2 separate regions of the Homo sapiens genome follow, and region 2 is linked to region 1. A link is a loop called in an ENCODE intact Hi-C map of the cell type or tissue named here. Cell type or tissue: endothelial cell of umbilical vein. All regions are shown on one strand. Links, peaks and the distances in the headings refer to the core of each region. The heading gives the core; the rest is flanking DNA.

The links. A loop is a pair of places that touch in the nucleus more often than their neighbours do. Peaks named below come from ENCODE experiments on the same cell type or tissue, not always from the same donor. Only the 100,000 strongest peaks of a DNase experiment are listed, where the experiment ranks them.
Region 2: it touches region 1 in a loop (3.0-fold over the local background); 3 of 110 quality-filtered maps call a loop at or near these places.

Annotation. Positions count from the first base shown.
Region 1 is chr2:36,667,094-36,678,211 of GRCh38, reverse strand. No RefSeq gene overlaps it. Among named protein-coding and RNA genes, the nearest start is that of VIT, 24 kb to the left of the region's middle. In endothelial cell of umbilical vein, for the core only: a CTCF peak has its summit at 5,802; a DNase peak (open chromatin) is centred at 5,841.
Region 2 is chr2:35,889,818-35,900,935 of GRCh38, reverse strand. No RefSeq gene overlaps it. Among named protein-coding and RNA genes, the nearest start is that of MIR548AD, 420 kb to the right of the region's middle. In endothelial cell of umbilical vein, for the core only: no CTCF peak of the experiment used is centred there; a DNase peak (open chromatin) is centred at 6,115.

The DNA of each region.
Region 1 (11,118 bases), core at 1,786-9,785:
TTCGATGTGCCTGCCCACTTCCTTATTTTTGTAACACTCTTCGTGTGGAAACGCTGGTGGCACCCTCTCTGGTTTTGTCCCACCTCACTGGTTACTCCTTCTCCACCTCCTTTGCTGGAATTTCCTTTTTTAGCTTTTCCTCTATTTGTTGATGCCCCCAGCAGAGCTCAGTCCTGGGCCCCTTTCTTATCTGTTTTACTCTCCTCCTGATATCATTGATTCCTACTGTTTTCTTTTCACCTACTTGCCAATAACCTCTGTTCTGCATGTGAGGATCTCTAGCCCCAGACACAGGCTTCTGATCCTACTGTCAGGGTGGTTGAGGTGTGGTCTCTTCTCCTGTTCCACAACACTATATATCCTACCTATTTAACAAATTAGGATCTGTCTCTAGACAATACGTTAGAAACCCAGTTTTTTTTTTAAAAAAACACATTATTTCAAAAGACTATTACTCATTATTAAATGATATTTCTTATGGTAAATTATTTTATCATTTCAACATAGGAAAGGTCATTTCCTGCCACACATAGCCAAATGCATTGCCTTTGTTTCAGTTTCAAGCTTCCTTGGCTCTAAATTTAAAAGTGAACTCAAGTCAACCAGAGTGCAAATTCTCTGTGTGTGGCCTGCCCTCCCTCTTCCCCTAATTTTGTAGTTGGAAACACCTTCCCCTTTGGGCAAAGTGAAGCAAAAATGTAAACCATTTCTATACTATCTTGAACAAATGTACATTTCCTGTCATTGTACTTTGTGGTTAAGAGTGAGCTCTTGAGAGAAAATGGGGAAAAAATAGAAAAACATCAAAGCACATGCAGAAAACCATAAAAATAGAAAAGAGGGCTATGTGAGAACTTACCGGGGGTGGGGGAAAAAGTAAACAGATCTATTCCATTCCCCCGCCAGCAAAATGTTTAGCATCTCTCAGAATAGTTGGTAAGAATAAAAAATGGGCTTTCTCCATTGAGCTTCCCAGTCTCTGCAGAATTGAGGTTGGTGTTTACTCTCCATCTCTTTGGACAACTGATTCACCCTGTAACTGAGCCTCCTTGTCTAGAGGTGATGTGTGACTTATTTCTTCAGCAGTTTGCGTTCACTCACCACAATACAATTACCACTTTGTCTTCCCCTGAGGTGCACTCCTAAGGCGGAAGGATGTTCTCCCCTCCCCATCACCAATCTACTCAAACGGTTGGTTAATACTCTGGAAATTCCTACAGGAGTGTCCATACACAGAAACTACAAACAAATTTGAGAACAGCTATCATTAAAAATCACCATGGGATTGCTAGAAGGTGCAGGAAGGGAAAGTGGGGAATAGTAGTGCAGTGGAAGTTAATGTTGAGGAGGAGGAGGAAGATTGACGTAGATTTTTAAGAACTCTGGTTTTTATGCCTTCTTGCAGAAAATTTCTCCATTATGCCTATTTCCCAATTGCAGAGGTGGGTTTGTGGGTGAAGAAGTGTGTGTTTAAAGTAAGATTATATGATATGTGTTTTATTGTCTCTGAAACAACTGGTCCCATCAGTTGAAATTTATCATTCAAGCTTTGTATTTTACAGCCACAATCTGTGAGAAGTTTTAACGGTTGAGTATATACAAAGGTTTATGAATACATCATATAAAGATAAAATCCTCCTTCTTACTGCTCCCAAAGACTTTTTGCAAAGGAGCAGGCAGTTAAAGAAAGAGGTTGTTAAACAATGCAAGTCTTAGGGGCACTAGTAAATTCCTCTGCAAAGCAAATAGTGCAAAGCTGTTTACAATCAGAAAATAATGAATAAAGATTGAAGATGGATAAATAAAAGCTGAAGTAAACAGCAGTTTAAAAAATGCAGAGGGGGAACATTAGGGTGCATCTGAACTTTTTGTAAGCTCTGATCATTTCAGGAAAAATGTCAAACTGCTATTTAGTCAATGAGAGATTTGGATATGCATGGGAATGGTAATTAATGAAACACAGAGTCTTACAACAAGGGTAAATTGGAGTTGAGATCTCTTTTTTTCCCCTCTCTCTCTTTTTACAAATTTATTGAGAAAATTTACATACCATAAAGTTCACTGAAGTGTACAATTCAGTGTTCTTTAGTATATTTCCAGGGTTGTGCAGCCATTACCATAATCTAATTTTAGAACAATTTTTATCATTCCCAAAGAAACTCCAGTGCTAATTAATATTCCCTTCCCATTATTTCCTCCTCCTAGCCCCTGGCAACCACTAATCTACTTTCTGTCTCCATGGATTTGCCTATTCTGGCATTTCATACCAATAGAATCATACAATATGTGGTCTTTTATGACTGGATTCTTTCACTAGGCATAGTGTTTACAACATTTATTTATGTTGTAGTGCTATCAGTACTTCATTTCATTTATGTTCAAATAGTATTCTATTGAATGGATATACCACATTTGTTTATCCTGTCATCAGCTGATGGACATTTGGGTTGTTTCTACCTTGGGGCTATTATGAATAATGCTATTATAAACATTATGTACAGGTTTTTGTGTGGACATGTGTTTTCATTTCTCCTGGGTAGATACCCAGGGATAAAATTACTAGGTTGTATGGTAACTATGTTTAACACTGTGAGAAACTGCCAAATTGTTTTCCAAAGTGACTGCACAATTTTATATTTCCACCTGCAATGTGTGAGAGTTCCAATTTCTCTACATCCTCACCAACATTTTTTATTGTTTGTGTTTTTTAAAAAAATTTAGCCTTCCTAGTGAGTGTGAAATGGTGTTTCATTGTGGCTTTGAATAGCATTTCCCTAATGACTAATGAAGTTGAACATCTTTTTATATTCTTATTAGCCATTTTTTCTGTCTCTCTTGCCACCATAGATTCATTTATTATTCTTTAATCTTCCATCCTTTCTTCTCTCTGGAAATCTAGCACAAAACCTAGATAGGTAGGAACTGCATTGAGAGGCCATTTTTCTGTGCTGCAGCTGTGTCCCAATAAAACTCAAGGACAAGTTTATTAATATTGATTCTGAACCATTAAAATTACTAATTTTGGCTACATTCAAGCCAGAAGATTTTTATTAAGTGCTTTGTTCAAACTAGTGGAATATTGTGGATTTACTTACCATTAGGTTTAAAATCTAGTAAGGAATACAAGTTAAGTCCATCAATGAGTATAAAATAAGGAAGAAATAGGTAAATATCATAAGAAAGGTATTACAGAGTGCTGTCTATGGCTGAAGTGAAAACCTTGAACATGCGCATAACCTTTGGCCTAGCAATCCTTTACGAGAAATCTATTTTAAGGAAATCATTACACATTTCCACGAAAGTTTAGATACATGGATATTTACCGGAGCAATATTTCTATTTGTAAAAAAATCAAACAGTTCAATAGGTAGGTAAATAAATTATAATCTTTGCCCAAGTATTATTTCTAATTGTGAAAAATCAAACATTTCAATAGGTACATTAAAAATTATGATAGATCCATATAATAGTTATACATTTATTTAAAATGATGCACAAATATGTTTATTGTATAATATGCAGAATGTATGGGAAATCTCCTGTGGCCAGGAAAGAAAAAAAGTCTGGATGGGAATAAAACCAGAGAGGTAAACAGGTGAACTGGTATTGCCGCTGGCTTGGGGAGAAGGGGTCGGGGAGGGACTCTAAGTTTTAGTAATTTAGGGATTTCGGTTTCAGCATTCACACAGGGCCAGAAGAGAAGACTTAGGGTCTCCTAAAGGTAACTGATTCCCCAGCATACAGCCAGAGTCATTACACAGCTACAACCTCAGGAAAAGGATAGATTAGAAAAAGTTTCACTCAACAGCAGAGGTGCCATGAAACTCTGATGTCTTGGGTTAGTCTCTGAGTAGAAAAAAGAAATGCATTTTGAGAATTTGTAATCAAAGACCTATAACTCATGTAGGGTTGGGGCTCAAATTATGCTACCTGAGTTCAAGAAGACCTCAAAGTAGGAAATTAACAAAAAATTATCTCCCAGCCAAAGGCCCCAGGGCACTTGTCAGAAGAAGATTGCTCAGGTCACCAACCGATCAAGTTTCCTGAAGATGAGCACATAATCCACAATTCAATGTCAGTTTCTTCTACTTCATGTATTTTTTTCTACAAGATTCTTCATTTTTCAAAAGTCTCAAAAGAAGGTCCACATTCATTCTTATCACTTTCATCTTTAAATGTTGCTTCCTATTTCTTTCTGGCAGCCTGGAAATCCTGCCTTAGTTAAAGTATAAAATCGTGACAAGTACATGTCAGTGAGGATTATTTCTGAGTGGAACTAAATGGGCTCTCTTAATGTGCTGAATAACAACATGCCAAAATGATCCTTCAGATCAGGAAACAGTTAAGCAAATTTTTTTTCTGCTTATGTTTCTTTATTGTTGGCATTTTGTGATTTATCTAGTAACCCGTTATCTGTAGTCGTACACGCTCCTATTTTTTTAAATCATCTTCTTTAAACCATTGTCATCTATTTGACTAATTTCAGAGCACTTTGTCTTTGTAATGCCAGCCAGTGCATCTGTGATTCTTTGCTTTGCAGCATCCACTGCTCCATCTACGCTTTCAGTTTCTCTGTAGTGTTTACAAACGTATAATTTGTCAGGTATCATAGTGCATCTTGCTTTAACCATCGTTATTTATTCTTTAAAATGAGTTAGTGCCATTTTATTTATAACTTTTTTCTTTTTTTGGCTTTTAATATCTGTAAGTATCATTTATAACTTGTAAAAAAAGTATTATTATTATTGTTATGATGAGACTACCACTACTCTTGAAATCTTTTGCTCTAGGTTTCTGCTGACTTGTACTTCTTCAATGATGGATGGTGTAACATATTTTAACAGAAACTCAATTTTTTTGATGCTTTGTTCATTGATTTAGAAACTCATCTGGCTGGATAGTCCTGCTTTTCGTCTTTCATATGATTTTACTTTTAAGTTTTAGTTTAAGCTCGGAGGTGGTGTCCTCCACAGAGTAGTCCTATAGATTGCAACAAGGGGACAAGCAGACAAAACCAAGTCTTGTGAAAAAGTGTTTAAGGTTCTGGAGATGATTCACCTAAAAAAGAGAAGACTCAGGAATATTGGGGCAATGAGGGAGTGGGGGAATAAACAAGGAAGGAGTTCTAGCCTTAATATGCGGAGGAAAATGTTAATTAGAACCATGCAACAACCTGATAGATGACATTACAGATGAGGTGTTTTTTTGTCAGTAGGATTTGAAATATCAGGCACAATCTTTAAGCATGGACCCAAGATTTTGCTCCATTTTAGACTTGTAGAATGTGCATTCCACAACAGGAAGAAAAAATATGCGTGTGAATTATGATATATACTGTTCTCTTAAAATTTAATTGTTTCAATCATGAGATGAAGCTTGAAAATAAGGTGCCATTATATTTTATAACTATTTTCCTCCCACATCCTTAGAAGAAGAGATTTTTCTGTGATATCGCCTATGTTCTTTTTATAGTTTTTAATGTACTTACCTTTGGGGCACGATATGTAGAAAAATAAGGCAGTACTTTTGACAAGTAGCGTTTATTTTCTCTTTACTCTTTGGAATAGTCATTAAAGTAACAAGTTAGGAAATATTAAAAGCATTTTGTTTCTAAGAAATATACATTCTTCTATAAGTATATTTACATATTCATGGATATGATTGGTTCTTTGTTTTTGTTAACACCTAAAGAAATTTAGTTGTAGTTTCTAAACTAGAGAAAGTTTATCTTATAAAGAAAACAAAACAGAAGAAAGAATAGCAAAGCCTGGATTAGCTGTCAGTTGTCCCACAGTTCCACAATGGGGCACTATTGAGTTTTGCAAGATGCCCTTTAGAGAAAGGGAACCTTGACACAAATGATCACCTAAAAGGCACTAAGTTGATTTCTCGTAAATTAATTATGTAATACATAGTTTTCTTTAAATGGAAATAACAATTCCTCACTAAAAAGCTGAGTATATGTTTGTATAATCTTACTTCAAATATATCACAATCTTCTTTTAAATGGTATTAATTGGGCCTGAATACTTTGGAGACATGAACAAGTCTATGCTTTCTCTTTAGAAATGTAAAAATATGCTAGTAGTATGCTAGATTAGAAATTCTCTTCTAGACTTTGGATTTGTGAATATGGAAAGAATTATTTGAGTATTTAGATTATTTTTAGTCATCTAAAGTCCCATTAATTTGTAGTCCTTTCAAATATACCACTTTGCACTAATATTGGGTTGAGACGATGTCATATATAAATAACCAGCTAATTTGATGACGACAGCAAACTGGTTGTTCAGCATTGTGTAGGCAGATCAGATGAATTATTTATTGGTTCTATTTTCTTTTGAAGTTGTTCTTTGTCATCATTAATGAATGTATAAATGTACAGTATTTAGGTATGCATTTTTCTTACTAATGTTTTTTATTCCTGCTGGATGAAAGAGCTTTTGTGTAAGAGAGCAATTTTGAGAAGAAAAGGGAGAAGAAAATGAATGTGTTATGTAAAACATGGTTTTGTTTTTCTGTCTTGCTTCGGAGAAGGGAGATGTATCCTCTGGTGGCATCTTGCTCTATCCATTTTTGCCTGTTAGCAGAATTACCCACCTGGTGAGGAGCACATTGGAGAAATACATGGTACATTTAGGTGGGAGGAGTGAACAAATGAGAATCCACTATACTGAGAGACAGGGTAAACATTTCATAAATTCTGTACCCACGATATTAAAAAAAAAGCACAATTATTAAGGCGTGAATAGCATCTTCCATGACACATAGTACGCCTGATGAATAAGAAGGCAAAGTCACAGTGTGACCCAACCGATCCATGAGATCTTCAATGAGTCAATGCAATAGGCAAATTTCAGAAGTGGAAATAACAGAATCCACTCTGGTTAGTTTAAGCATGACATGGATTTGTTAGAGAACATTGGGAATCTCACAGAATCTCTGAAGAGAATGTAATTTACCTGGCATACATTTGGTGAGAAGAAACTCAGTCACATTTGCTGTGTTCTACTTTCTATTTATTGAAATTCTGTCCTCATTTTGGGTGCAAATCAAGTCTTACTTCCTCCTGGAAACCTCTTCTGGCTCTCCCAGTCCTGACTCATCTTACAGAAGTGTGGTATTTAGAGACGTAAGAGACTTCAGAGACATTCAATCCAAACTTGATCCCAGTGCGACCTGGAGTATCCCAGGAAGAATGTCATTCAGTTTCTGCTTACCTTCACTACAGAAGGACAAAGCTTTGCCTGCCAGCCAGAGGAACCTCCTCAAATGTTAAGTACTTAAAGTTCTTTTCCCAATGGCCTGGAAAAATAATATGTCATTTTTATGTTGTTCCAGATATGCCAGTCTCTGAGTACCATCATGGCTATAATAGCACCTACCGTCTATCTCCCCTCTGGAATGTCCTGAGAGACAGGACATTTCCTTAGTCCTTAGTCGTCGCAAACCCAGCACAGTGCCTGGCAATTAATTAATAGCCATTGAAGAAATACTGGTTTCTACATTGATAGTTCTGGGGGCTGGAATGGCTTGTGCTTTCAGCCTCTGCAACATTGTTCTGTTACAAATCTCATCTGAGCCCAATGAAACTCTTTCTTAAAGAATATCGCATGCGTATACCAACTAGAGCTCATTTAATGAGTAGAAAGAAAGCCAGAGTAACTTCTTTCAGGGATTTAAAAAACTGAATTGCTAGCACTTTTAAAGGATTAAGGCCAGTGTTTAATCATCCAAACTAGATTTTTTTTTCTGGAATTAATATCAAGCTCATCTCTCTGTTGTTTCTGTACCATGTTTTGTTCCTTTCTTTGAAGTTCAGGCCTGCATGTCTGTCTGCGGCCTGAGACATTCCTCCCATTGTCTATGATCTTGTAACTCTTACCTGAAGTGGCTTTGATATGACATTGACAGGTTTCTTCTGCACTCTGGTTATTTGAGCCTGAGATCAACTCATTTGGCCTATTACCTCTTCCTTGCCTGTTGAAGGCCATGGGTTCCATTTTGAAAACGATTCCACTTGCTGAAGAACGTGGGACAACAAAGTAGCCTGAGAGGCCTGGCTTCTCCCAGTCATCAAAGAGTTCTGGGTGGAGTCACACTGAGTTCTTTAAATTTTTGTTTCTCCCCCTTTCATCCTCTTCCCTTTCTTTCCTCTACTTCTGTCCTTTAGCCATTTTGGAATTACAGGGGATCTTATGGTCAGGTTTCAGTTGTTAGGTGCAGGCATTACTTTGAAGCCACGTGCTCTTTGAGAATATCTAAGCATGAAATCTTCCCCCTGTTTTCTCAAATTTATTTGAAACTCTGTTAGGCTTGCTATTTAGTTTTTTTTCTGACCATAAAAATTAAGTTGGTTTATTAGCAAATATTTAGAAAACACAGAAGAGTACTGAGAATAAAATAAAACAATTTATGTTTCCCTCAGAGGATTCTGTTTTGCATTTTGGGGGGTGAGTGTGTGTGTGTGTGTGTGTGTTTACATTATAACAAGTCCCAAAATATGCTTTACACCTCTCCTTGTATGTGTGAACTTTTGTCTTTGAGGGTCACAGAATATGAGACAACATAAAAAGTCCCATTTAACGTTTCTGGTTTAATGTAAATATGTATAATCTATATATAATACAGTGGGATGACATTCTGAAGTATTAATTGATTTTTTTATTCCCACACTTCCTCATACCCCCATAATCTCCCCTCAGATGGGTCAGGAGACAGGAGGCTTCCTTTGCTTCAAGGGAAGCTGTCGTGGTGGAACCAGATGACAAAGCCTGCATACTCTGATTTTCAATTTCAAAAACTACAACCCCGGAGTGAGACTGATGGATCAGGAAAAAAATGTAGTCAACTCACTTCTTTCCATTACCTTTGTCCCTTTCTATTACAAATATGTGGAAATATGACAAAAGTTTTATTAGGACCTATAACAAAAGAAAACTCCCAGTTACAACAACAATAACAAAAATTATCAAAAAATAAGCTGGGCATGGTGGTTCATGCCTGTAATCATGCACTTTGGGAGGGTGAGGCAGGCAGATCACCTGAGGTCAGGAGTTCAAGACCAGCCTAGTCTGGCCAACATGGTGAAACCCCATCTCTACTAAAAATACAAAAAAAAAAAAAAAAAAAAAAATTAGCTGGGCATTGTGGTGCATGCCTGTAATTCCAGCTACTCAGGAGGCTGAGGCGGGAGAATCCCTTGAACCTAGGAGGCAGAGGTTGCAGTCAGCTGAGATCACGCCACTGCACTGCAGCCTGGGCAACAGCACGAGACTCCATAAAAAAAAAAAAAAAAAAAAAAGACAAAACCCCCTAAATTATCAAGAAGTGAACTTCAAAAGAAATGTACAGGTCTAGCATACAAAAATTAGTATAAAAATGAGTTTACAGAGGGTCATAAAGGAAGACAAGAAGGCAGAAATAAATGTAGAGAGAGATATGTCTTTTGGGTGACAGGAAGGCTTACTACTACCAAGATGCTAATTCTCCCTAAATTAACTTGTAAAGTTCAGGCACTTTCAATCAAAATCTCATCAGGATTACTTGTGGAACTTGACAGTATCATCGCAAAGATCAAATGGAAGAATAAACATGCAGGAATATTGAGGAAATTCGGAGTTGAGGGGTATGAGAAAACTTGCTCGATGACAAATCAAAACTATTATGAAGCTATACAAAACTGGTGCAGGAATAAAAATCGAGATCAATGGAATGGAATAGATATCGGAAATAAATTCTAAGGTATATGAAAGTTTTTTTTCCCTAGATTTACTGCAATAATTTCCCAATTTTAAAAATTATAGTCTCCTATCTCTTTTATTAATCTCTTTCTAGGCTTTCTCCCCAAGACAGCCAGAGTCATTGCCTAAAAACATAATAGGGTTATATATAAACCTTTGGCTTAAAAGCTTTCAGTGGTTTTCCTTGCACTTGGAATTAAATCCATATTCCTACACTGAGTGGCCAGACCCGCTTCTCCCGCTAACCTCACTCACAGCATGCCTCTCTATGCTCAGCAGGTCTCAGCCACGCTGGCCAGTTTCCGTCCTCCATAGAGCCAAGTTCTTTCCCCCTACGGAGCATTTGCATGAGCTGCTCCTTCCACATGGAGCGCTTTTCCCCGACTCTTTCCCAGGCTGGCTCAATCCTATTATTTGAGCTCCAGCTCCCATTCAATGGAACTTCCTTCAAGCAGTCTGTGAGAGGAAACTGCCCCACATCTACGCTTCATTATTTTCTCTCTGTGGTCATTTGTTTCCTTCGCAGCACTTTGCAAGTTGCAATACTTATCTGTTTGCTTATTATGATCTCCTCCTCGGTACTCCATATTCCACGATGGCTGGGACCATTCTCTGCTCATCATTGTCCCTCCGGCATCTAGCGCAGAACATGCCACAGCAGTAACTCAGTCAGTGTTTGTGGAGTGAAAGAAGGAATGCATACATGCGTGGATAATAAAGTTAGCTCTTTGAATCAGTGGGGAGAAGCTAGGTTATTGAAGAAATGATGTTTGGGCAACAGGGTAGCTCTTTGGAACAACAAAACCCACGAATTCCTTACCTTCTTGCACAAAAATGAATTTATGGTTAATCAAAGTTTTAGTTTAAAATTTTAAAAACATAACATTTTTGTCTCCACCATCTTCATTGAGGTATAGTTGACAATACGGATTATATATATTTAAGTGTACAATGTGATTATCTGATATAGGTGTACGTTGTGTGATGATTACCAGAATTCAATTAACTGACACATCTATCACCACACAGTTACCATTTGTGTGTGTGTGTGTGTGTGTGTGTGTGTGTGTGTGTGTGTGGTGATAAGGACACTTAGGATCTACTCTGTTAGCAAATTTCAAGTAGACAATACAATATAATAAACTATAATCACCATGCTTTACATTACCTCCATAGTACTTATTCACCTTATAACTGAAAGTTTGTATATTTGACCAATATCTCCCCATTTTTTTCCATCTCTAAGCCCCTGGCAATCACCATTCTACTCTCTGCTTCTGTGAGTTCAACTTTTTTAGTTTGTACATATAACTGAGAACATAAAGTACTTATCTTGCTGTATCTTATTTCACTTAACATAATGTCCTCCAGGTTC
Region 2 (11,118 bases), core at 1,514-9,513, 780 kb after region 1:
AATAAAAAAACAAAGAAAAGTAATTAATAGGCCCAAAAATGTCAAATGGGATAATAAAATATTCTACATCTGGATACATATAAGTGCATAAAACAAAACAAAGATAACAATCTTTAAAAAAACAACAGAGAGAAATGTAGACTATTTTCATGGGCATAACAATTAGACCAAGTTTGACTAATTTATCAGCATTTTTAAAAAGTGAAATTATAGTTTCTGTCATCAATTACACAGAAAATCTCTATCAAGAAAAACTGCAAAAATTCATAATCTGCCAACTCACATTAATAGAAATTCTAAAGAGGGTTGTTCAGATAGAAAATATTCCCAGATAGGAACTTAGGATGCAGGAAGAAATGAAGAGGTACAAAATGGTAAATTTTAGTGAAATCTAACCTAGCAGTGACTTACTTGTGAGTTTTAATAGAGAGAGAATGAAAATATACCACAACAATAGCGTATATGTTGGAGGGGGTAAATGGAGTTAAAATAGGAGTATTAACTGGGATCAGCGTAAAAGTGCAAATAATATTGGCCTTTCAGAATAAAGTATTCATACAAACTAATTGTTAGGGTAGTCATTAAAGGAGTATAAATATGTTTGTAATTCCAAAATATGGAATACATGAAATAATATAAAACAGTTGTGGTGGCTTTGCAATGTGTCACTTGGCTAGGCTAAACTACATTTCCCAGTGTTCCTATAAGTTTCTGGTTAGGATATCCCTAAGAAAAATTCTGGTGAGGGATTTGGAAGGGGGAGCAAAGCAACAGCCTTTATGCTTAGCTCACACAAGTTGCCCTTTACCTGTTGTTCTACCCCATTGACTTTACTCGGTGGCCAGGCCTGAAATTGCTCCAGCTTTCTTTGGATCCTCCTTCAGCTTCTCTGACTCTTGAGCAAGGGGTGTGTGTAGTTAGCTCCATAATGAGGGTTCCTGGCTTCTGCAGGACACTATTAAGGCTCTAGACAATGAGGATTGAGACAGGTTTCAGTCTTTGCTGTGGACTCTAGCTTATGATTATTGGTCCTAACTTGTTCTTGCTCTCTCTACTTTACTTCCATATTTCCTTGTCAACTGCCTGCTGCATAGATTTCAAGCTCTAGCATTAAATGTGAAGATGACAGCCTTATAGAGACTACTTAACCAACTCTGATAATTATACAAGGTAAAATCTATATAAGAAATTCCTTTAACTCTATAATATATCTATCTATGTCATCATCTCTCCTAATGGTACTGACTCTCTAATGGAACCCTAACTAGTATAGTAGTCAATTATATGCAAAAAAGAGGAAAATAAACATGGAACAATAATTACAGATAGAGGTTACATTGTAAGATGGTAGGTATAAACTCAAATATACTAGTATACTCAAAATACACTGCACAAAATATTAATAGTCTAAATGCTCTATATAAAAGGCAAAGGTTATTGCAGTGGGTTTAAAAACACAAAACTCAAAATAGACAGTGTTCACAAAAGACACATGTGAAAGATACGACATGGAAAGACTAAAAGTAAACAGATGGAAAGAGATTTGCTTATTAAAAGGAAGCTGGTTTGATGCAATTATATCAGACAAAATAGAGCAAATAAATTTAAAGATTCTTTACTAGAGGTAATGAGAGATACTTTATAATGATAAAAGATTCAATTCACAAGGAGATGTGATGGTTAAACTGTGTGGCAAAAAATACATATAAAAATAATTAACATAATTGAAGGAAAATATACAAATTGATAATCATTATAGGAGATTTTAATATAACTTTTTCCGTAACTCATAGAATAAGCAGACAAGAAAAGATATTCACTAACACATACACTGAGTAACACACTTAACAAACTTGATCAAATTTACATACATAGAACCTTATATGCAACAATCACAAAATATGTAGTAATTTTAAGCATACATAGATATTTGCAGAAATTGATAGTATGCTATCCCACTGGATAAAAAGAGGGACTGAAATTCTACAGAGTATATTTTCTCATCACAAAACAATTCATTTAGAAATCAAAAAGCAAAAGGGTATATAGGAAACCCCAACATATTTGAAAGTAAGCAATCATTTTTAGATAACTCATGGATTAAAAAATTAAAATGGAAATTAGATAACACATTGAAATAAAAGTCAAAATGCTAAATCCCAAGCTTTGTGGGGTGCGGCTAAAGCCATAAGTAGAAATTGATAGCATAAGGAATAATAAACTTACAGAAAGTAGAAGGAAGCAAACAACAGAGAAAACAACACAACTTACTCCATATAATACAATCACATAATAGAGATTTTAAGGGAGGCCATCACCAGAACTATTAAAGAAATTTCAAAGAAAACATAAGAATCTTACACAAAACAATGCTAATAAATATTAACATTTATATGAAATGAACACATTCTAAGAAAAATACGACTTAACTCTGGCACAATAAAAAATACATATTTTTAGTCATATATTTTTTAAAGAACTCGGATTTAAAATCCTTCACACACACACACACTCACCAACACAGAGAGGCCCCAAAGCTTCACCAGAAAATTCTAACAACTATTTAAGAAGTATTTCTAATTCTTATACAAATTCTTCCAGGATTAAAAAACAGATGAAAGTTCCTCAATTCATATTTTGAAGGCTACATAACCTTATTTCCAAAATCTGAAACATTTTACAAGAAAAGAGAATTATCGACCAATTTCTGTCATGAACGTAGATATTAAAACCCTAAATAAAATATGAGTAAGCCAAGTCTATTTATAAATAAAAAGAATAATAAATCACAACTAAGTTCAGTTTGTTTCAGGGTGCAAAGTTGGTTTTACAACATATGAAAAAATGTAATTATCACATTATCCTGACAATGAAGAAAAATCATGAGATTATCTCATTAGCTACAAAAGGAACATTTGTTATCATTCAATATCCAGTTATGATTGAAATTCACAAATCAGGAAAACGAGAGAACTTTAATAAAGTGTATCTTACCGAAAACTTAGAGCTAGCATTGCATTTAATTGCACAACCTGGGAAATATCTTCTTGGTGGCCAGAAAACAGAAGACTGCATGCTATCATCATTTAAACTTCCAGTGTTGCATTAGAGGAAACTAAATGTGTAACTACTGTGAAAGAAGAACTAAAAGTGTAAAACAAAAACAAAAAACCTAAATACCACTCTACAACTTACAACTTGGCAAAATTTTAAAGTTGAAAGCATCAAATATTGGTGAATTTGTAGAGCAAAACGAACTTTCATAAATTAATAATGAGGATATGAAATGGTAATGGTCACTTTGGAAAGCAGCTTGACACTATCTGGAAGACATTAAAAACACACATTATATGATCTAGCAGTCTCCGTTCCATGTATGTATAAGAACTAGGAAACATGGACAAGAATGTTCAGAGCAAGGCTGTTCATTATACTCTCAAAATGGAAATGCCCAAATGTTCATCAACATTAGAATGGGTAAACAAACTATTGAATATTCATTCATAAAAATGCTAGACTTCAATATATGCAGTTACATGCAAAAGGTGAATAAACCTTTACAATATAAAGTAAAAGAAGCCAGACTTTAAAGTTACTGTATGATTCAATATACCAATTTCAAAAACAGGCAACAGACTAAGCCATGGTGTTTTGAGATCTACAATTAGATAGTGACACTGTAAAAAAAAGTGAATTTCAGAATATTTAGTAGTATGGTTAACATGGGGGGTAGGGAGGACTTTATGATGAAGAAAGACCACCCAGGGGGCTTCCAGATGCTGGCCATGCACTGGTTCTTGATATGGGTGGGGCAACCAGGATGTTTATTTTCACAATTTGTTATTTTGTATATTTGTCTTTTTGCATTTTCTGTCTGTTATATAATTATAATTTTAAAAATAAGGCTGTGTAGAAAGACCAAAGACATAAAATAAATAACAACTGACAAGGAAGAAATACTAATCTCTGTATTAGAGAATAACGTATGGTTATGTATGTTGAATATTTTTAGAAATCTAAGGAGTCTCTAGCTCCTGGAGTGGCTAGGAGGGAAACTGAAGAGGTAAGCAGAAGGCAAGTACAGTGGAATGTTACTGAAGCACTTTTATTAAAAAAGTGACTTGAACAAACTTAGAATTAGCTTGAAAATGCTGTTTTAAACTTGGCTTGAGGTGCCAAGACTTTTCTCCTTAACTGGATGTTAAATGCTTCTAGTTTCTCTCTGGCTACAGTCCCTAGTAAAGGGGCCTTTTTCATGGTATGGTCTCAATAACCGTTTGTAAATTGAGTTTACTAAGAAACAGGAGAAAGGCAAAGCAAGATGGCTGAATAGAAGCCTCCAGCAATCGTCCCCCACCATCTCCACAGGAACACCAAATTGAAAAAGCAGCACACAAGAAAGTGCCAAAAGAACCAAAAATCAGATGAGTGATCACAGTACCTGGTTTTAACATCATATTAAGGCAAGAGGCACTGAAGATGGTAGGAAAGACAGTCTTGAATCCCCTACAATATCCCTCCTCCATCTCCCAGCAGCATCTTTGTGGCACAGGAAGATAATCTGTGTGCTTGGGGGAGGCACAGTGGCGCGACTGTGGGACTTTGTGTTGGAACTCAGTGGTTTCCTGTCACAGCAGAAAGCAACATGGGGCAAAACTCATCCAGTGCCCACGGAGGGAGCATCTAGACCTTCCCTAGCCAGAGGTGAATAATCCATCCCAGCAGCGGGAACCTGAGTTCCAGCAAGCCTCACCATCATGGGCTAAAAGGCTATGGGGTCCTACATAAACTTGAAAGGCAGTCTAGGCCACAAGGACTGCAAGTCCTGGGCAACTCCTGGTGCTGTGGGTTTGGAGCCAGTGGGCTTAGGCTGCAAGCAACCTAGTGAGACACCAGCTGGGGTGGTCAAGGGAGTGCTTGTGTACCTTCCCCCAAGCCCAGGTAGTACAGCTCACAGCTCCAGGAGAGATTCCTTCCCTCTGACTGAGGAAAGGAGAGGGGAGAGTAAAGAGGACTTTGTCTTGCAACCTGGATACCAACTCAGCCACAGTAGGATAGGGCACCCAGCAGAGCCCAGAGGCCCCCATTGCGGGCCCTAGCTACAGGACTACATTCCTAAATGTAGTCCTATCCCCCTGGGATAGGGATAGAAGGGGATCCTCTGCCTTGAAGGGAAGGGACCCAGTCCTGGTAGGATTTATTAGGCTCCTGCTGTGTAAAGAGCCTTTGGACCCTAAATAACCAGCAGTGGTAGCCAGGCAGTACTCAATGCAGGCCTTGGGTGAGACTCAGAGGTGTGCTGGCCTCAGGTGTGATCCAACACATTCCCAGCTGTGGTGCTATGGGGAGAGTGTCCATTTGGTTGAGGAAATGAGAGGAAAGAGTAAAGAAGACTTTGTCTTGCAGCTTGGGTACCAGCTTGGTCACAGTGGGGTAGAGCATCAAGCCACTTCCTGGGGTCCCCAATTCCAGACCTTGGCTATTGGATGACATTTCTGGACCTGCTTTGGGACAGGGGGGAGCCCACCCTTCCCTGAAGAAAGAGACTCAGGCCTGGAAGCATTCACCACAAACTGACTGATGAGCCCTTTGGCCTTGAGTGAACATTGACTGTAACCAGTCAGTACTTGCTGTGGGCCAGAGGCAGTGGTGGCCACAGGGAGAGATTTTTCTGCTCGAGGAAAGGGGAGGGAATAGTCAGAAGGACTTTGTCTTGTAGCTTGGGTGCCAGCTCAGCCACAGTAGAGTAGAGCACCAGGTAGATTCCTAAGGTTCCTGATTTCAGGCCTTCGCTTCCAGATGGCATCCTCAGACTTGCCTGAGGCTGGGGAAACTCACTGCCATGAAGGCAAGAACACAAGCCTGGATGTATTTGCCACCTGATCACTGTCAAGCCCTTGGGCCACAAGTGAACACTGGCAGTAGCCAGACTGTGGTTACTGTGGGCCTTGGGCAAGACACACACACACACACACACACACACACACACACACACACACACTCACACTCACTATCTGTTTGGGGGAAAGTATGGGAAGACAAGAGTCTTTGCTTGGTAATCCAGGGAATAGTTCCAGATCTTACCCAGGACCACCAAGCCAGTATATCTGTGAGTCTGCAAGAGCCACAGCATTACTGAGCTTGGAGTGCCCCCTAAAGCAGATATAGCTATAGTGACCAAAGATTTAGATCACAATGCCCAAGTCCCTTCAAATACCTGGAAAGCCTTCCCAGGAAGGCTGGGTAAAAGCAAGCCCAGACTGTGAAGACTACAATACATACATAACTCTTCAGTGCCCAGACACTGACAAACATTTACAAGCATCAAGACCATCCAGGAAACCATGACCTAACCAAATGTACTCAGTAAGTCACCAGTGACCAATCTTGGAGAGACAGAAATGTGACCATTGAGATGGAGAATTCAAAATTGCTGTTTTGGGAAAGTTTAACAAAATTTAATACACCAAAGAGAAGAAACTCAGAATCCTACCAGATAAATTTAACACCAAGTTTCAAATTATTAAAAGGAATCAAGTAGAAATTCTGGAGCTGAAAAATTGACAGGCTCAAGAATGCATCAGAATCTCTTCATAGCAGAATTGATCAAGCATAAGAAAGAATTAGTGAACTTTAAGACAGACTATTTGAAAGCACACAGTCATAGGAGACAAAAGAAAAAATAAAAGGAATCAAGCATGCCTATAAGATCTAGAAAATGGCCTGAAAAGGGCAACTTTAAGAAGTATTGACCTTAAAGAGAAGGTAGAGAGAGAAATTGGATTATAGAGTTTATTCAAAGGGATAATCACAGAAAACTTGGCAAACCTAGAGAAAGATGCCAATATTCAAGTACAAGAAGATTGCATAACACCAAGCAGATTTAATTCAAATAGGACTACCTCAAGCCATTTAATAATCAAACTCCCAAAGGTCAAGAATAATGAAAGGATCCTAAATGCAGCGAGAAAAGAAACAAATAACATACAATAGAGCTCCAATATGTCTGGCAGCTGACTACTCAATGGAAACCATATAGGGAGGAGAAAGTGACATGACATATTTAAAGTGTAGAAGGAGAAAAACTATTGTCTTAGAATAGTACATCAGCAAAGGTATTCTTCAAACATGAAGGATAAATAAAGACTTTCCCAGAAAAACAAAAGCTAAGAAATTTCATCAACACTGGGTGGGTCTGTCCTACAAGATATGCTAAAGGGAATTCTTCACGCTGAAAGAAATGGACATTAATGAGCAAAAAAAAAAAAAAAAAAAAAAATCATCTGAAGGTACACAACTCACTGGTAATAGTAAGTGCACAGGAAAACAAAATTGTGTAACACTGTAATTGTGGTGAATAAACTACTCAAATCATTAGCAGAAATTCTAAAAATAATACTCTAACAAATTTTCAGTATAATAAAAGTAGAAACAACAAGGGGTTAAAAATCAGGGGAATGCAGTTAAACTATGCAGTTTTTATTAGTTTTCTCTTTACTTGTTTGTTTTTTTGTTACCCAATTAGTGATAAATTGCCATCAGTTTAAAATAAGGGATTATCAGATATTATTTGCAAGCCTCATGGTTACCTCAAATAAAAAAACATACCACAGATCCACAAAATATATAAAACATGAAATTAAAACATGCCATTTGAGAATATCACTTTCACTAAAAGGAAGAGAGAAAGGAAAGAAAGAAGTAAGAGAAGACCACATGACAACCAGAAAACAAATAACAAAATGGCAAGAGTAATTCCTTACTTATCAGTAATAATATGGAATGTAAATGGAATAAACTCTCCAATTAAAAAAATAGAGTAGCTGAATGAATAAAAAAAAAGACCTAAACATCTGTTGCTTACAAGAAACACACTTCACCTATGAAGAGACACATAGACTGAAAATAAAGGCTTGGAAAAGGATATTCCATGCCAATAGAAACCAAAATGGAGAAAGAGTAGCTATACTTATATTATACTAAATAGATTTCAATGCAAAAACTAGAAAAAGAAATAAAGTAGGTCATTGTACAGTGACAAAGGAGTCAATTTAGCAAGATAATGTAGCAATTGTAAATATATATGTGCTCAACTCTTGAGCACCCAGGTATGTAAAGCAAATATTATTAGAGCTAAAGAGAGTGACAGATCCCAGTGCAATACTAGCTGGAGACTTTAACAACTTACATTCAGCACTGGACAGATGAGTCAGATGGAAAATCAACAAATAAACATCAGACTTAATCTGCATTATAGGCCAAATGGACCTAATAGATATTTATAGAACATTTCATCCAATGGGTGCAGAACACACATTCTTTTCCTTAGCACATAGATTATTCTCGAGAATAAATTATATGTTAGGTCACAAAACAAATCTTAAAAATTTTTTAAAATTGAAGTCCTATCAAGTATCTTCTTTGTCCACAATGGAATAAAACTGGAAATCAATAATCAAAGGAATTTGGGAAACCATACAAACACATAATAGTTAAACAATATGTTCCTGAATGACCAGTGGGTCAATGAAGAAGTTAACGAAGTTGAAAAATTTCTTGAAACAAATGAAAATGGAAACACAACATACCAAGAGGTATGGGATACAGTGAAAGCAATACAAAGAAGAAGGCTTACAGCAATAACTGTCTATAAAAAAGCAGAGAAACTTCAGATAAAACAACCTAATGATAAATCTTAAATAACTAGAAAAGCAAGAGCCAACCAAAATGAAAATTAGAAGAAAAGATAATAACGATCACAGCAGAAATGAAAGTGAAACAAAGAAATCAGTACAAAAGATCAACCAAATGAAGAGTTGGGTTTTATGAAACTGAGAAACCTTTAGCCAGACTAAGAAAAAAAGAGAGAAGATCCCAATAAATAAAATCAGAGATGAAAAAGGAGACATTACAACCAATACCACAGAAATTCAAAAGATCATTAGTGGCTACTATGAGTAATTATATGTCAATAAATAAAAAAATCTAGAAGAAACGGATTAATTCCTAGACACATACAACCTACCAATGTTGAACCATGAATAAATCCACAACTTAAATAGACCAATAACAAGTGATGAGATGAAAGCCATAATAAAAGTTCTCCCAGCAAAGACCAGGACACAATGACTTAACTGCTGAATTTTTCAAACACTTAAAGAAGAACTAATACCAACTCTAACTATTCTGAAAAACAGAGGAAGTGGAAATACTTCTGAACTCATTCTTTGAGGCCAATATTAGCATGATACCAAAACCAGACAGAGGCACCTCAAAAAAAAGAAAAGTACAGGCCATTATCCCTGATGCAAATATCTTCAATAAAATATTAGCAAACTGAATTCAACCACATATTAAAAAGACAATTTATTATGACAAAGTGGGATTTATCTCAGGGATGCAAGGACAGTTCACCATATGCAACTCAATCAGTGTAATATATCATATCAACAGAATAAAAGACAAAAGCACCTGATATTTTTGATTGATGCCGAAAAAGCATTTAGTAAAATTCAACATCCCTTCAGGATAAAAAATCTTAAAAAATTGGGTATAGAATTTTAACATTATAAAAGCTGTATATGACAGACCCTCAGCTAGTTTCATACTGAATGGGGAAAAACTGAAGCCTTTGCTCTAAGATCTGGAACAAGACAAAGATGCCCACTTTCACCACTATTATTCAGCATAGTACTGGAAGTCCTAGCCACAGCAATCAGACAAGAGGAAGAAATGAAGGACATCTGCATTGGAAAGGTAGAAGTCAAATAATCCTTGTTTGCAGAAGATAAAATCTTACATTTGTAAAACCCTAAAGACTCCCCCAGATAACTATTAGAACTGATAAAGAATTTCAGTAAAAGTTGCAAAATCAACATACAAAAATCAGTAGCACTTTTATATTCCAACAGTGAACAATCTGAAAAATGAGGAAAGTAATCTAATTTATAATAGCTACAAATAAAACAAAACACATAGAAATAAGCTTAACAAAGAAGTAAAAGATATCTATACTAAAAACTGTAAAGCACTGATGAATGAAATTGAAGATGACATACAAAAAATGGAAAGATATTGCATGTTCATGGATTAGAAGAATCAGTATTGTTAAAATGTCCATACTACTCAAAGCAATATACGGCATCAATGCAATCCCTCTAAAAATACTGATGACATTCTTCACAAAAATTTAAAAAATAATCTTAAAGTTTTTGTAGAACCACAAAAGACCCAGGATAGCCAAAGCCACCTTGAATAAAAAGAACAAAACTGGAGGAAACACGTGACCTGACTTTAAATTATCCTACAGATCTATAGTAACCCAAACAACATAGTACTGGCATAAAAACAGACACAGAGACCAATGCAACAGAACAGAGAACCTAGAAATTAATCCACGCATCTACAGTCAATTTATTTTTAACAAAGATGTCAAGAACCTACACTGGGGAAAGGACAGTCTTGTTAATAATTGGTGCTGGGAGAACTGGATATCCACATACAGAAGAATGGAACTAGACCTGTATCTCTAACCATATACAAAAATCAAATCAAAATATATTGAAGACTTAAATCTAATACCTGAAACTATGAAACTACTAAAAGAAAACATTGTGCAAACTCTCTAGGATATTGGTCTGGGCAAAGATTTCTGGAGTGATATTCCAAAAACACAGGCAACCAAAGCACAAATGGACAGATGGGATTCATCAAGTTAAAAAGCTTCTGAACAACAAAGGGGACAACAAAGTGAAGAGAAAACCCACAAAATTTGAGAAAATATTTGCAAACTATTCATTTGACAAAGGATCAATAAATAACCAGAATATATAAAGAGCCCAAACAAGCCAATGGGAAAAATAATTGAATAATCTGATTTAAAAATGGGTAAAATATCTGAATAGACATTTCTTAAAAGAAGACATACAAATGGGAAACAGGTATATGAAAAAGTGCATAACATCTTGGATTATCAGAGAATTGCAAATCAAAACTACAATGAGATATCATCTCATCCCAGTTAAAATAGCTCTTATCCAAAAGACAGGTAATAATGAATGCTGGTGAGGATGTGGAGAAAAGGAACCCTCATGCAGTGTTGGTGAGAGTGTAAATTAG